Linked DNA regions of Mus musculus: regions 2 and 3 are each linked to region 1. A link is a contact called in ENCODE Hi-C or POLR2A ChIA-PET data. All regions are on one chromosome and are shown on one strand. Each heading gives the region's core, a stretch centred on a gene start or an enhancer-like site at or near the end of the contact. The rest is flanking DNA. Distances are from core to core; before and after follow the strand shown.

Region 1 (4,069 bases), core at 895-3,394:
AAACACAAATGTGCAGAATAAACTGTAAGCAAACAGAAAGGTGCGAGGTACGGTGGCACGCGCCTTTAACTCTAGCACATGGAAAGGAGAGGCAAGCAGATCGGAGTTTAAGCCAGCTTGGTCTACATAGTGAGTTCAAGGACAGCCAGAACATAGAGACCCTGCCTTAAGGAGGGAGGGAGGGTGCCGAGCAGTGGTGACACACACCTTTAATCCCAGCACTTGGAAGGCAGAGGCAGAGGCAGGCGGATTTCTGAGTTCAAGGCCAGACTGGTCTACTGAGTTCCAGGACAGCCAGGGCTACACAGAGAAACCCTGTCTCGAAAAACCAAAAAAATAAAGTAAAATAGGAGGGAGGGAAGAAGAGGAGAGTAATAATGAGCACTGGCTAGATGGTCCATCAATTCAGAGCACATGGAGTTGGGGGGGGGGGTTGGGGGATGTATTACCAGATCACATGTCAGGCTGTCCCGGCTGAAAGAACTCCCTTATTATGAGACTGACCTGATCTTTCCTTTTGTGGCAAAAATCACCTTTTTGTATTTTGCTACAAAGAAGTAACCTATCTCAAAAGATCTGGTGGCCTATAACCCAAGAGTCCCAGGATCTAAGGCCTACAGCCTTTCAAGGTGTTTCCACGAACACTACAGCTTTTCTTTCATTTTTTTTCCCCCTTATTTATGTGAGTTCATCTTTGCTGTCTTCAGACACACTAGAAGAATGGGCATCTGATCCCATTACAGATGGTTGTGAGCCACCATGTGGTTGGTTGCTGAGAATTGAACTCGGGACCTCTAAAAGAGCAGTCAGTGGTCGTAACTGCTGAGCCGTCTCTCCAGCCCGCTACAGCTTTTCTTAAGGTGCAGAGTAAACATTTTGCTCTTACATAACAGCTGTCACTCACCCCATGTTCCTGTGTGCCTACAATGGAGTTACTACTTTGTGCATTTTTCTCTCAGTGAGTCTCATTCACTCAAAAGCTGTAAATTGGGCTGAGCATGGTGATATACACCTTTAATCCCAGCACTTGGTAGACAGAGACTGAGCTGAGTTCAAGGCCAGTATGGTATACAAAGTGTGCTGCAGGGCAGTAAGGCACTTAGCATGAAGAGGCTGTGACAAGAGGTACAGAAGTTCATATCCATCCTCCACTACACAAGGACTACATGAACTTTGTCTCAAACAAAAGGCTGCTGGGATCATACATGCAGAAAGCCGCAGAGCCTGGCCTAACATCACTACCTGGAGCTCCAAGCTCAGTGCCAACTTAACACAGGCGGACGCTCACTACTCCTAGAGTATACTGAAAGCAACCTATCACCACACTCATTCATTTTTTTCTTTTTAAAAAAATAAGTAAATACAATATGAAGTCCTAGCTATCATTACTTCGCAATTTATCCCTGCACTCACTCATCTTCTTTTGTAAAAACAAACAAGTGTATAAATAGAATCCAAGCCTTCATTACTAAAATCTTTGAGTCTCAGGTAAAACTGCAATTAAGGGTAAGTCCAACAAAAAGTACAGAAGAACCACGCACCGCCAACCCAATGCTCCCGGAGGGATCTAGCGCCACATGTCCTGGGTCACGAGGGACCCATGCCTGTCACCGCTGCAAAAACTCACACCAAGTAAAAGCCGTAATACTCGGAGCTAGCTAGTCAGACATGGTGGAAGGAGACACCGAGACCTCCAGCCTGAGGAAGGTCCGCAGAGAAGCTGGGCAGACAACGGACTGACAGACCCCAGCCCTCGCCTCCTTAACTTCTAAAGCCGACAAGGCCTAGATTAGCTCGGAGAGTCGTCCCACCCCGGCCCGCAGACCAAACCAAGGACTCACAGCGCCGGTCGCTTTTGCAAATTTACTGGCCACCTCCGAGAGTTGGCTATCCCGCAGAAATCTGAGCACAAGGGGATAAAGGTCGCTGGGAACCACGCGGCGCAAGCCGGTATCCGCCATGCTCCGGGTAAAACGCGTCACTACCGTTGCGCACGCGGCACGACTTAAGAACACCAAAGCACAGCCCGGGTCGAGGGCGGGTCCAGTGTCGTCATCAAGTCGCGCGCGGCGCGCAGCGGAAAAGAGTGGCGCACACGAGGTCGCGTACCCTCCACCCGGGAGGAGAGACCCAGACTAAATCTAGAAGTTGCTTCCGGTCCCACACGCGTCATCATCCTGCAGGGGGCGGAGCCCACGAGCCGCCCACTAAGGAGGCGGAGCTTCTACGTCAGATGCCACGCTCCTGTCCGAGGCGGGAAAACTTGCAAATTCCCGCGCATTACCTTTGCTGAATGGGCTTCTTCCTACTGTAGATTTCCAAGCCCTGGCTGCTACTGAGACCTCACAGTACTGAATGGACTAACAATAATGGGTGCACTGGAGAACTCGAGGCTCTTTCAACCCTTCTAGAGGTGTCACCTACTGCTCAAACTCCCACGGACAATGGCTTCCTCCCTCCCTTCACACCCAGTGAAGTCCTTCAGGATACCACCCAGACCCAGACTCAAATCAGAGGATCCTAAAAGTTGTGGTGACAAGGTGTTGGTACCCCACATTGTCTGTCAGTCATAGCTAGGTTACAAGACAGTTATCCTTCCCATCTACAATTCGGAGAACAGGAACACGGGACCATCCCAGGGAAAAGATCAAGAAAAATCCTTTCTTCCTAAAGAAAGAAGTCACAGTGAATTCGGAAAACTTCAGTATCAGCTACTGTCCAGGTCAGGAAGCAATAAAGATGCACTTCCGGTGAATACCTTTCTTTTACTTTCCTCAAAACAGGCGCTCCTTCTAAAAGGACCCGTTATCCTATTTCCCAGAGGTGCTTCTATGCATACACAATCGTTTGTTTGTTTGTTTTGGCTTGTTTTTTTTTTTTCCAAGACAGAAAGGTTTCTCCGTATAGCCCTGGCTGTCCTGGAACTAACTTTGTAGACCAGGCTGGCCTCGAACTTAGAAATCCGTCTGCCTCCCGAGTGCTGGGATTAAAGGCTTGCGCCACCACGCCCGGCCTCAAAATCGTTTTTTTTAAAATACACACACCACCGGGCGGTGGTGGCGTACACCTTTAATCGCAGCACTCGGGAGGCAGAGGCAGGCGGATTTCTGAGTTCGAGGCCAGCCTGGTCTACAAAGTGACTTCCAGGACAGCCAGGGCTACACGGAGAAACCCTGTCTCGGAAAAAAAGAAAAAAAAAAAAAATTCACAAACCAAGATGGTGATCAAAACCAAACTGGTGAGCTTTAATGACACTTAATAGACACTAACCCCAGTTGAGAAAACTTTTATTCTCATAGGTATGGTGGCAAATGATTTTTTTGTTGTTGTTTTGTTTTGTTTTTCCGAGACAGGATTTCTCTGTAGCCCTGGCTGTCCTGGAGCTCACTTTGTAGACCAGGCTGGCCTTGAACTCAGAAATCCGCCTGCCTCTGCCACCCGAAAGCTGGGATTAAAGGCATGAGCCACCACACCCGGAGGCTAATGATTTTAAACCCAGAGTTGAGAGGCAAAAATTGCAGATGTCTGAGAGAGGGAGAAGATAAGAGGGAGAGGGGGGATAGAGAGAGATAAGGAGGTGGAAGGGGAGGAGTTTGACATAGTAACCAGGCCATGATGGCACACACTTTTAATCCATCCCAGCACTTGGGAAGCAGAAGCAGGTGACCTCACGAGTGAGATCCAGGACAGCCAGGGCTATACAGAAAAACCCTGGCTGGAAAAACAAAAAAAAGCAAAACCAACAAACAACTGTACCTCCTTCACCCCACAAGAGTCTGTATCCTAAAATTATCTTCATGCACAGGCCTAGCAGCTCTCACTGAAGAGAGTAGGCAGGAGAACCGGGATTCCAGTCCAGCCTGCACAGCTCTACAGAATTTAGAAAGGGCCGGTGTAAATGCTAGCCGTGCAAGCATAAACACCCGAGTTCAGATCCTTGACACGGCTGTACAAGCAGGGCACAGTGGCTTGCATCCGTAGTCCTAGGGCTGGCAGGGTACTGATGACCCTGGAGCTCACTGGCTAGATTTCTCCGTTCAAAAATAAAGGGAGGGGGCTTGGAAACATG
Region 2 (4,069 bases), core at 499-2,998, 77 kb after region 1:
TTTTTGGTTTTTCGAGACAGGGTTTCTCTGTATAGCCCTGGTTGTCTTGGAACTCACTCTGTAGACCAGGCTGGCCTCGAACTCAGAAATCTGCCTGCCTCTGCCTCCCAAGTGCTGGGATTAAAGGCATGCGCCACCACGCCCGGTTTCAAAGATATTTCTATATCCTTTTCCCTCTGAGGCACTTGACAGCTTTATTGGAAGTTCGTACTGTCATTTCTTCCATTGTGGTTTTTTTTTTTGTTTGTTTGTTTTGCTTTTCCTTTCAGGTATTATTATCCTCAGTGTTAGCCTTGCCTTCGGCTCATCTTCTTCCCATTCCTAAGCCATCCTCTTTTTCTTGGCTTGAGCCGTTACTTCCAAGCCAATGGCTCTAAGGTATAATTTAGCTACAGTCTAATAGCTGGGCTGAGTACCAATAAACGGCATCTAGCAGTCTGCTAGATATTTCTGTCTGGACATCTATCAGGCATTTTGATCCTAATGTGCCCTTAATATCATCTTCCTGCCTAAAACAGTTTTTTCTCCAGGGGCCTTTTGTTGCTATAGGTCTCTTCCCATCTTTTTGTTTGTTTGCTTTTAAGACAAGGTTTCTCTGCATAATCCTGGCTGCCCTGGGACTTGCCCTGTAGATCAGGTTGGTCTAGAACTCCCAGAGATCTGCCTACTTCTGCCTTCAGGGTGCTGGGATTAAAGTCATGCAGCATTGCTGCCTGGCTACCCTTGCATCTCTTGACCAAGAGTTAGAGCCTTTGGAAACTGCACCTAATGACTAAATACAAATCATTTACCCCGATTATTCAAGGCATGGCTCCTTCCTCCCTCCCCTTTCTCCCTCTCTTCCATTTCCTTCTCTTTCTCTCCCCTTGTTTTTTTTTTTTTAATGTGTATGGATGCTCTGCCTTTATCTATGTGTACTTTGTGTGTGCCTGGTGCCCATAGAGGCCAGAGAAAGATGGGAGTTACAGGAATATGGGAGTAACAGACAGTTCTGAGTGCTGGGAATTGAACCTGGGACCTCTGTGAAAATAGCCAGTGTTCTTAATTGCTAAGCCATATCTCCAGTGTGTCTCTGTGACTGTATCTCTCTGTCTCTCTCCGGTGGATCTCTGAGTTTGAGGCCAGCTTGGTCTACAGAGCAAGTTTCAGGACAGCCAGGGCTACACAGACTTTTTCTCGGAAAACCTAAAAAAAAAAAAAAAAAAAAAGACAAGGTTTCTTGTTGCACAGGCTGCCCTTGAATTTGCTATAAAGATGGAGCTAATCTTGAACCTCTCATCCTCCTATCTCTGGTTCCCAAGGGTTGGGATTAACAGACGTGACACATCGTGCATGGCTATGTATATTCTTCTAGACTGCAGCTCCTCGCTCTCACCTGTGCTGGATAATTTTTTGTCAGCTTGATACAGGAATAATCATCCGAGAGAAGGGGACCCCAAATGAGAAAATACCTCCATAAGATTGGGTTGTAGGCTGGTCAGAATTTAAAATAACGAAAACAGCAACAACAACAAACCTCTACTAGAGCCGATTTAAAGCCAGTGACTTCAGGTGAAGGGCTAGTTCTCTCGCGGTGTCTGTTGGGAGTTGTAGTTTTTGCGATGCTTGCTGGGAATCGTGGTCTGAACCCGCTTCAGGAAGAGGGCGTGAAAGAACCTGAAGAGCGGAGGGTTTTAGGACCCGGCGGGGAGCGGCGGCCTGGGGGAAAAGTGTCGGGAGGTCGGGAACGCGCCCGTGATTCCGGAGCAGTGGCGGCGTCGCCGGAGTCGGGAGCGAGCAGGCCTGCGAGCTGCTAGGGTGCTAGAGAAGCCGGGGGCTCGGTAAGCGGCGCGGGCCCTGCCGGGTCCTCGAACCTGGCCGACCTCTGCGGGTCCGCCCTACTAGGCCTGGACGCAGAGGCGGCCCTGGGGGCGGGGCCTGAGTGTGCCGCGGCGACACGGGTGACAGAGCAAGGGGAGGGCTGCGGTTGCTGGGGCCGCTTGCTGTGGGAGGGTCGGGCCTGGGACCTCAGAGTCCGCCTCGCTGCCTTCGATCGCCCGCTACCGGCTGGGTCCGGCCTCTCGGAGGTCCCGCTGGGGCCTCGGGGACGCCGAGGCGCTGACCTTTGACCCCAGCGCGGGGCTGACCCCGAGCCGGTCGGCTCCTGGTGGAAAGCTGCGCCTCGGACGGGAGGTGGCCGGTCCCCGTGAAGTGTTCAGATGCCGGGTCCTGCGCTCTTCCGTTTTTAGCACCCACTTTTTGCAGAGTTAATAAACCCACTGCGCTTTCATGCGAGGAGTGTGTGCCAGCCAGGAAACCCACCCCTTCCCTCGTACGGTGAAGAATGATAGTCACTGGGGAAGTTGTCCCTGGCTAATGGGACAGTGGATATACTTCAGCCATGTCCTAATAAAATGTTGCGGGACTATCGGAACCTCCCCAACTTTTCTTTCTAGAAAAAGTTTTAAACTTAAGTGCATTTTCCTTGAAAATAGGGCAAGCATGGTGTTTAAACATGGCTAGTGTTAGAGCCATCATATGTGTAGCCTTAGGGCCCCTGGCCGGTTCAGAACTAGCTATGTAGACCAGGCTAACCTCGAACTTGTAGCGATCCTTCTGATTCTCCCTCCCAAATGCTGTGATTTCAGTGTACCTCACCAAGCTAGGCTTATCTCCTGCCCATGATTTAGGACAGAGTGACTTGAAATCTTCTTTGGTATGTTTTTGACTGAATGTTGTATGTATGGTCGTTTCCATGGAAACGCTTTCAAGATAGCAGATCTAAGAAAGGTTTTGATAACTTCTCTTCCAATAGTTAAGGAAGTCATTCTTTTCTTAATGAATTAGCAAGCCTTTAATGTGTTCTTATTATGACAGTCATTGTACCTTGTCATGTTTACATTTTTTTGCCTCCCAAGACAGGGTTTCTCTGTGTAGCCCTTGCTGTTAACTCTCTTTGTAGACCAAACTGGCCTCCAACTTAGACCTGCCTGAAATACACATTGAGTTCAAGGCCAGCCTGAACAGCTTAGCGCGGGCTCACACACACACACACACACACACACAATAAAAACAAAACCCAAAAAACTAAAACCAAAACCCACCAAAAATGAAAACAAACCCTGGATAACAACTTAGAACCCAGAATCTGGGATGCGGAGGTGGCTCAGAGGTTTAAGAGCACTTCCTGCTTTTTCAGAAGATCCAAATATGGCTTCCAGCTCCCACACTAGCTAGCTCCTGGCTCACAGGTACCTGTAACTGGCTTCTGTGGGTACTTGCACTCAAACACACATCCACACACAGACACACATATTAAAAAACAATAGCATGGGGTTGGAGAGATGGTTCAGTGGTTAAGAGCACTGACTGCTCTTCTAGAGGTGCTGAGTTCAATTCCCAGCGACCACATGGTGGCTCACAACCATCTGGAATGGGATCCGATTCCCTCTTCTGCTGTGTCTGAAGACACCTACAGCTACAGTATACTCATATAAATAAATCTTTAAAAAAACACAACAACATTAAAAAAATCAGGAAAAATAATAACAGAAACCAACCCAGAATTTGGGGTTTCACACAGCACAGTTTAGGGATCCATAAAACTAGGAAAATGTGACCAAATAACAAATGGATTCAGGGATGTGAGGGTAAATGTTGCTTCAGCACTCATTGAACACTGACTTGAGACGGACACTTAGCTTAAAGTCAGGGTTTTTTTTTTTTTCCCTGCAGTTCCCATTTTATTTTTTAATTTCACAGTATTCAAGTCCAACTTCAAGGCCGATATCAAGTAGCAAATTAATATTACAGCATAACTATTTTCTAAGATAACCAATAAAATTTCCCATACACATTCCTATGGACAGTAGTTTAAAAGTTTAGTTAGAGGAAGAAAAATAATATCCAAAAAAATCTTTGCTTTGTTTTACACAGCTCATAGAGGATGGTGATTCATCTAACTGTGATTACTGAATGGCGAATATTTCATCATACAAGTCTTGAACATTCATGTGACCGAGACAGGGTCTTGCAGTATAGCTTAGGCCAGCCTTGAACTTACAGTGATCCTCCTGCCTCAGCATCTCAA
Region 3 (4,069 bases), core at 974-3,473, 77 kb before region 1:
TTCAAGTAGTAACATCTTAGATGATCTGTCTTCCAATACCTGATAAGAGTGCCCCACCTTGTCACTACTCACCATGCAAATGTACAGCTGACTCCCCGGGCCAGACCAGGACACAAAGGCTAACCACACACTACACTAACCCCAGGGATGGACGGCACATGCTGGGCCCCATCACTGCTAAAAGGAATTAGGCACACTCTTACTTTTAACTTGGCTTTTTTTTTTTTTTTTTTTTTTTTTTTTTTGCCCTCGTTATGTAGGAAGACTGGTCTTAAACTCAAAATGTCCTTCCTCATAGGAAGGACTTCCTGAAAGTACTGAGATTACAAATGTCTGTCACTACACCTAGCATATGTCACTACTTTTCAGAAATATACAGGAAGATCTAGGACTGTAGGCCTGTAAACCCAGCAGCTCAGGAAGGATCACAAGTTCAAGGGCTACAGAGCAAATTCTAGACCAGTCAGGACAACTGAGAGAGAGAGAGAGAGAGAGCGCACTAGCTCTGGGTATAGCTCGGTGGTAGACTGCCTGACTATACCATATGGGACCCTAGGGTCCCATCCCCACTACTGCAAGACTCTGTGTAAACTGAGCGATCCCAGAGCAGGTTTTCCCGTTTATATACTCCATAAGGCTTACTTGTACCTAGGGTTCTTGATATGAGCTTCTGCACTCAGGAAACACTACATTGTCTCTCATCTCTAACGTACTCTTTACCTTCGAAGGACTTCACCAGTTTATGACACAGCAATGTCAAAGGTCACTACTGGGCCATAAACTACACTCTTTCGGGTTGTGCCCTACCATTCACTCTGTTTCCCTGACCCTACCACAAGGAGCAGAACAACTCTCCTAACTTGTCTCTTTGCTAAAGACAGTGTCTCACTTGGCCCAGGCTGGCCTCTAACTCAAGAAGTAGCTGAGGATAACCTTGAATGTCAGGGCTAACCCTCGTGTTTCCATCTCCCAAGTAGGGAATAATTACAGATGTGGACCAACATGCCCAGTTTATGAAGTGCTAGGGACTGAACTCAAGGACTCCATACATGCAAGGCAAACACTCAACCAGCTACGTCTCCCTCCAGCCCTTTTCATGATTTTTCACCTACTAAAAATAAATAGACCACCAGGACCAAGCCTTATCAGTATTCAAACCCCTCTTAACTCTCAATCAAATGTGTCACAAAAGAGTGGCTGCCTTGGGATCAAACCTCATATCCTTAAAAAGAAGGGAGTTACAGTGGGTAAATGCCTACCCATAACACACACCTAAAGAGTTTAAGGCAGAAGGAGGTGGATCTTTGTAAATCCAAGGCCAGCCTGGTCTACATAGTGAATTCCAGAAAAACCAGAGCTACACAGAAAGAACCTGACTCAAAAAGAAAGAAAGGTGTTTACATGCAGACCCCTGGTGACAGCTGAGCTATCCTGTAAAAGCAAGATCTTACAGGCCAGGTTCTCAGGCGGCTGCCTCCAGTCTTCTATGCCTTCTGACTACCTAATCCAAACTGAGCTGGCTCATCTTTCAGGATTAATGGGGCGCTTCAGTTGTGCTAGGACGCAGTCACCCCGAAGTGACAGATGTACAGAATCTGAAAAGATTCACTCTCTAAACCCTGAAACCATCCTTAATTTTGCTTTCAGATGTTGAGGACTTTAGGGTGCAGAAGGGTCTGAAAAAGAAGAGCTGCAGGCCAGATTATGCCTAGGGAAAACAAACAAACAAACAAACAAAAACAAAAACAGATTCTAGCATCCACCGAGTCACAGGTGGAGCTGAAACACCCCTCGGGGACAAGGGTCTGACCTTTGGCCCCTGCACACCTCCCAACTCCCTCTCACATCAGTCCTCTGGGTTTACTTCTTCCCACTAAGCCCATCGCCCAGGCCGCTTCGCCCAACCGAAGGACCCTTCCTCCTTATTCTTGATGGCAACGTCAGGAGGCCCTCACGACGCTGGAACTCTAAGAAGAGACTTCGCTGACCTGTCAGCGGATCCAAAATGGCGGGGCCTAGTCCCAGAACCGGCGGCAGCCGCAGCTCATGTCCAGCCTGGCCCCGGAGGCGTCTCCCGGCCGCTCTCCCGGCGCCGGCGGCGAGTGAGAGAAGGGAAGGATCCTGTCTTCTGGAAGGCAACCCTAACTTCAGGGTGAGACCTCACTGCAGGCTGGAGTAAGTGGGCCGGGACGCTCGGTGGTGCCGGCTACCTTCCCTGTCAGCTCACTGACGTGGTAACTAGCCTCAGTCTAGCCCGCTGCCTGGTAACTGCGAGAGTCCTGCCGCGCTCAGCCAATCAGAGCGTGGCACTCTGAAAAGTGGCATTCCGACTATCCAATCGAAGAAAGAAATTAGCTCTGGGAGGCGTGCAATGCCCAAAGAGACCAGATTACAAGGGAAAGAAGAGTAGGTAGGGGACAGCCAACGGATACGAGGATTCTCTGACTGACAGTTACAGAAGCCAATAAACAATGAAAAATTGTGCTGGGCGGTTGAAGAGGTGGGGTCAGATAGGGTTCGGTTGCAGTGCGCTGTTTAGCAGTGGCTGCTGGGCATCCTGGGCAGGAAGGCTATGATTTGCTGGAAAGGGGGCGGGGTCCGTTTTGAGAGCTTGAGCGGGCGACCCTACTCCCCCAACTTCATCCTACCAAAGTCACCTGGGCTTTACTACTTTAGGGATCGCTCTCTTTCCAGGCAGGTCTGGGGTTGAAACGCGTTCCTAAATCCGGCCCGTGCAATCTTGCCTACGCCCTCCTGTCTTCTGTGCCCCACTTGGGTATATGTGCCTGTCTCATCCTAACTCTGATTTTTGCATTTTCTACTCCATTCCTACCATCCAGAAATAGAGAAAATGGTAGCAGAAATCTTGGATACCTAATTAGAGTATCCTCATTTTCCAGACGTGGAAAGAGTTCTACCGAGGAAAGCTGGATCCATGCATAGCAGAGAAAAACATACACCTACCCCAGCCAATTCGGTGCGGAGAGTAAGGGGCATGGGGGTACTTAATACTTCTTTTTAAAAAGAAAGAATTTGTCTATTTTAAGATAATGCTCTTAGCCACTAAACCATCTCTCCAGCCTCCCTCAATACTTGGTATACCTTACTCCATAGGGCTATATGACTCTCAGTTCAGCCCTTCCTATTAAGCCTTGGACAAATCTTAATGAACGATTGGTGGAGGTGTATGAGGATCAAGTCTGAGGGCCTAATCTCACACCATTAGTCCACATCGTTAACAAAAAGAAGAAGAAGAAGAAGAAGAAGAAGAAGAAGAAGAAGAAGAAGAAGAAGAAGAAGAAGAAGAAGAAGAAGAAGAAGAAGAGGAAGAAGAGGAAGAAGAGGAAGAAGAAGAAGAAGAAGAAGAAGAAGAAGAAGAAGAAGAAGAAGAAGAAGAAGAAGAAGAAGAAGAAGAAGAAGAAGAAGATGATGATGATGATGATGATGATTTCCCATTTTCCTTCGAAATGCGGACAGGTGAGACTGGAAAGGAAGCTTAGCAGTTAAGTGTGCTTGCTGCTCTTCCAGAAGACCTGAGTTCAGTTCCCAGGATGTACATAGCACTATCTACTGTAACTCCAGCTCCAGAGGGATCCAACACTTTGGGCACATACTCACACAGAGACACGCGCGCTCTCGTGTGTGTGTGTGTGTGTGTGTGTGTGTGTGTGTGAGAGAGAGAGAGAGAGGGGGGGGGAGAGAGAGAGAGAGAGAGAGAGATCTTTCTGTAACCCTGGCTACTGACTGTCCTTGAAGCCCAGGCTGGCTTCAACCTCACAGAGATCTACCTGCCACTGCCTCCCAAATGCTGCACCACTATGCCAGGCACAGACACATACATTTCAAATAATAAAAAATAAATCTTTTGTTTGTTTGTTTTTCAAAACAGAGTTTCTCTGGGTAACAGCCCTGGCTGCCTGGCTGCCCTGGAATTCACTTTGTAGACCAGGCTGGCCTCGAACTCAGGTCTGTCTGCCTGCCTCTGCCTCTCAAGTGCTGGGATTAAAGTCATATGCTACCATGTCCAGCAAAGCAAACCTTTTCTAAGGCCATTGGAATGTGGCCTTGA

The links. Hi-C counts contacts between places; a loop is a spot of excess contacts on that map. ChIA-PET counts read pairs that join two places held with the same protein, here RNA polymerase II (POLR2A).
Region 2: a loop to region 1 is called in a map of left cerebral cortex, with 5 times the contacts of the local background. The contact joins the promoter of Armh3 here to the promoter of Nolc1 in region 1. A Hi-C loop is called at or near these places in 1 of 37 maps with a recorded cell type or tissue (left cerebral cortex). POLR2A ChIA-PET finds 5 or more read pairs at or near these places in 1 of 5 experiments (embryonic stem cell).
Region 3: POLR2A ChIA-PET joins it to region 1 with 14 read pairs in Patski. The contact joins the promoter of Gbf1 here to the promoter of Nolc1 in region 1. POLR2A ChIA-PET finds 5 or more read pairs at or near these places in 4 of 5 experiments (Patski and embryonic stem cell).

The regions. Positions count from the first base shown.
Region 1 is chr19:46,073,922-46,077,990 of GRCm38, reverse strand. Nolc1 (nucleolar and coiled-body phosphoprotein 1) reads right to left here and starts at 2,144. Exons shown (of 13, transcript NM_001039353.2): 1 at 1,842-2,144. The coding sequence starts at 1,961. RefSeq lists cis regulatory regions at 2,187-2,193, 2,216-2,222 and an enhancer at 2,164-2,235.
Region 2 is chr19:45,996,167-46,000,235 of GRCm38, reverse strand. It overlaps Armh3 (armadillo-like helical domain containing 3), which reads left to right and starts at 1,748. Exons shown (of 26, transcript NM_198296.2): 1 at 1,748-1,820. It overlaps 4930505N22Rik (RIKEN cDNA 4930505N22 gene), which reads right to left and starts at 2,099. Exons shown (of 2, transcript NR_152221.1): 1 at 1,517-2,099.
Region 3 is chr19:46,150,712-46,154,780 of GRCm38, reverse strand. It overlaps Gbf1 (golgi-specific brefeldin A-resistance factor 1), which reads right to left and starts at 2,223. Exons shown (of 40, transcript NM_178930.3): 1 at 1,989-2,223.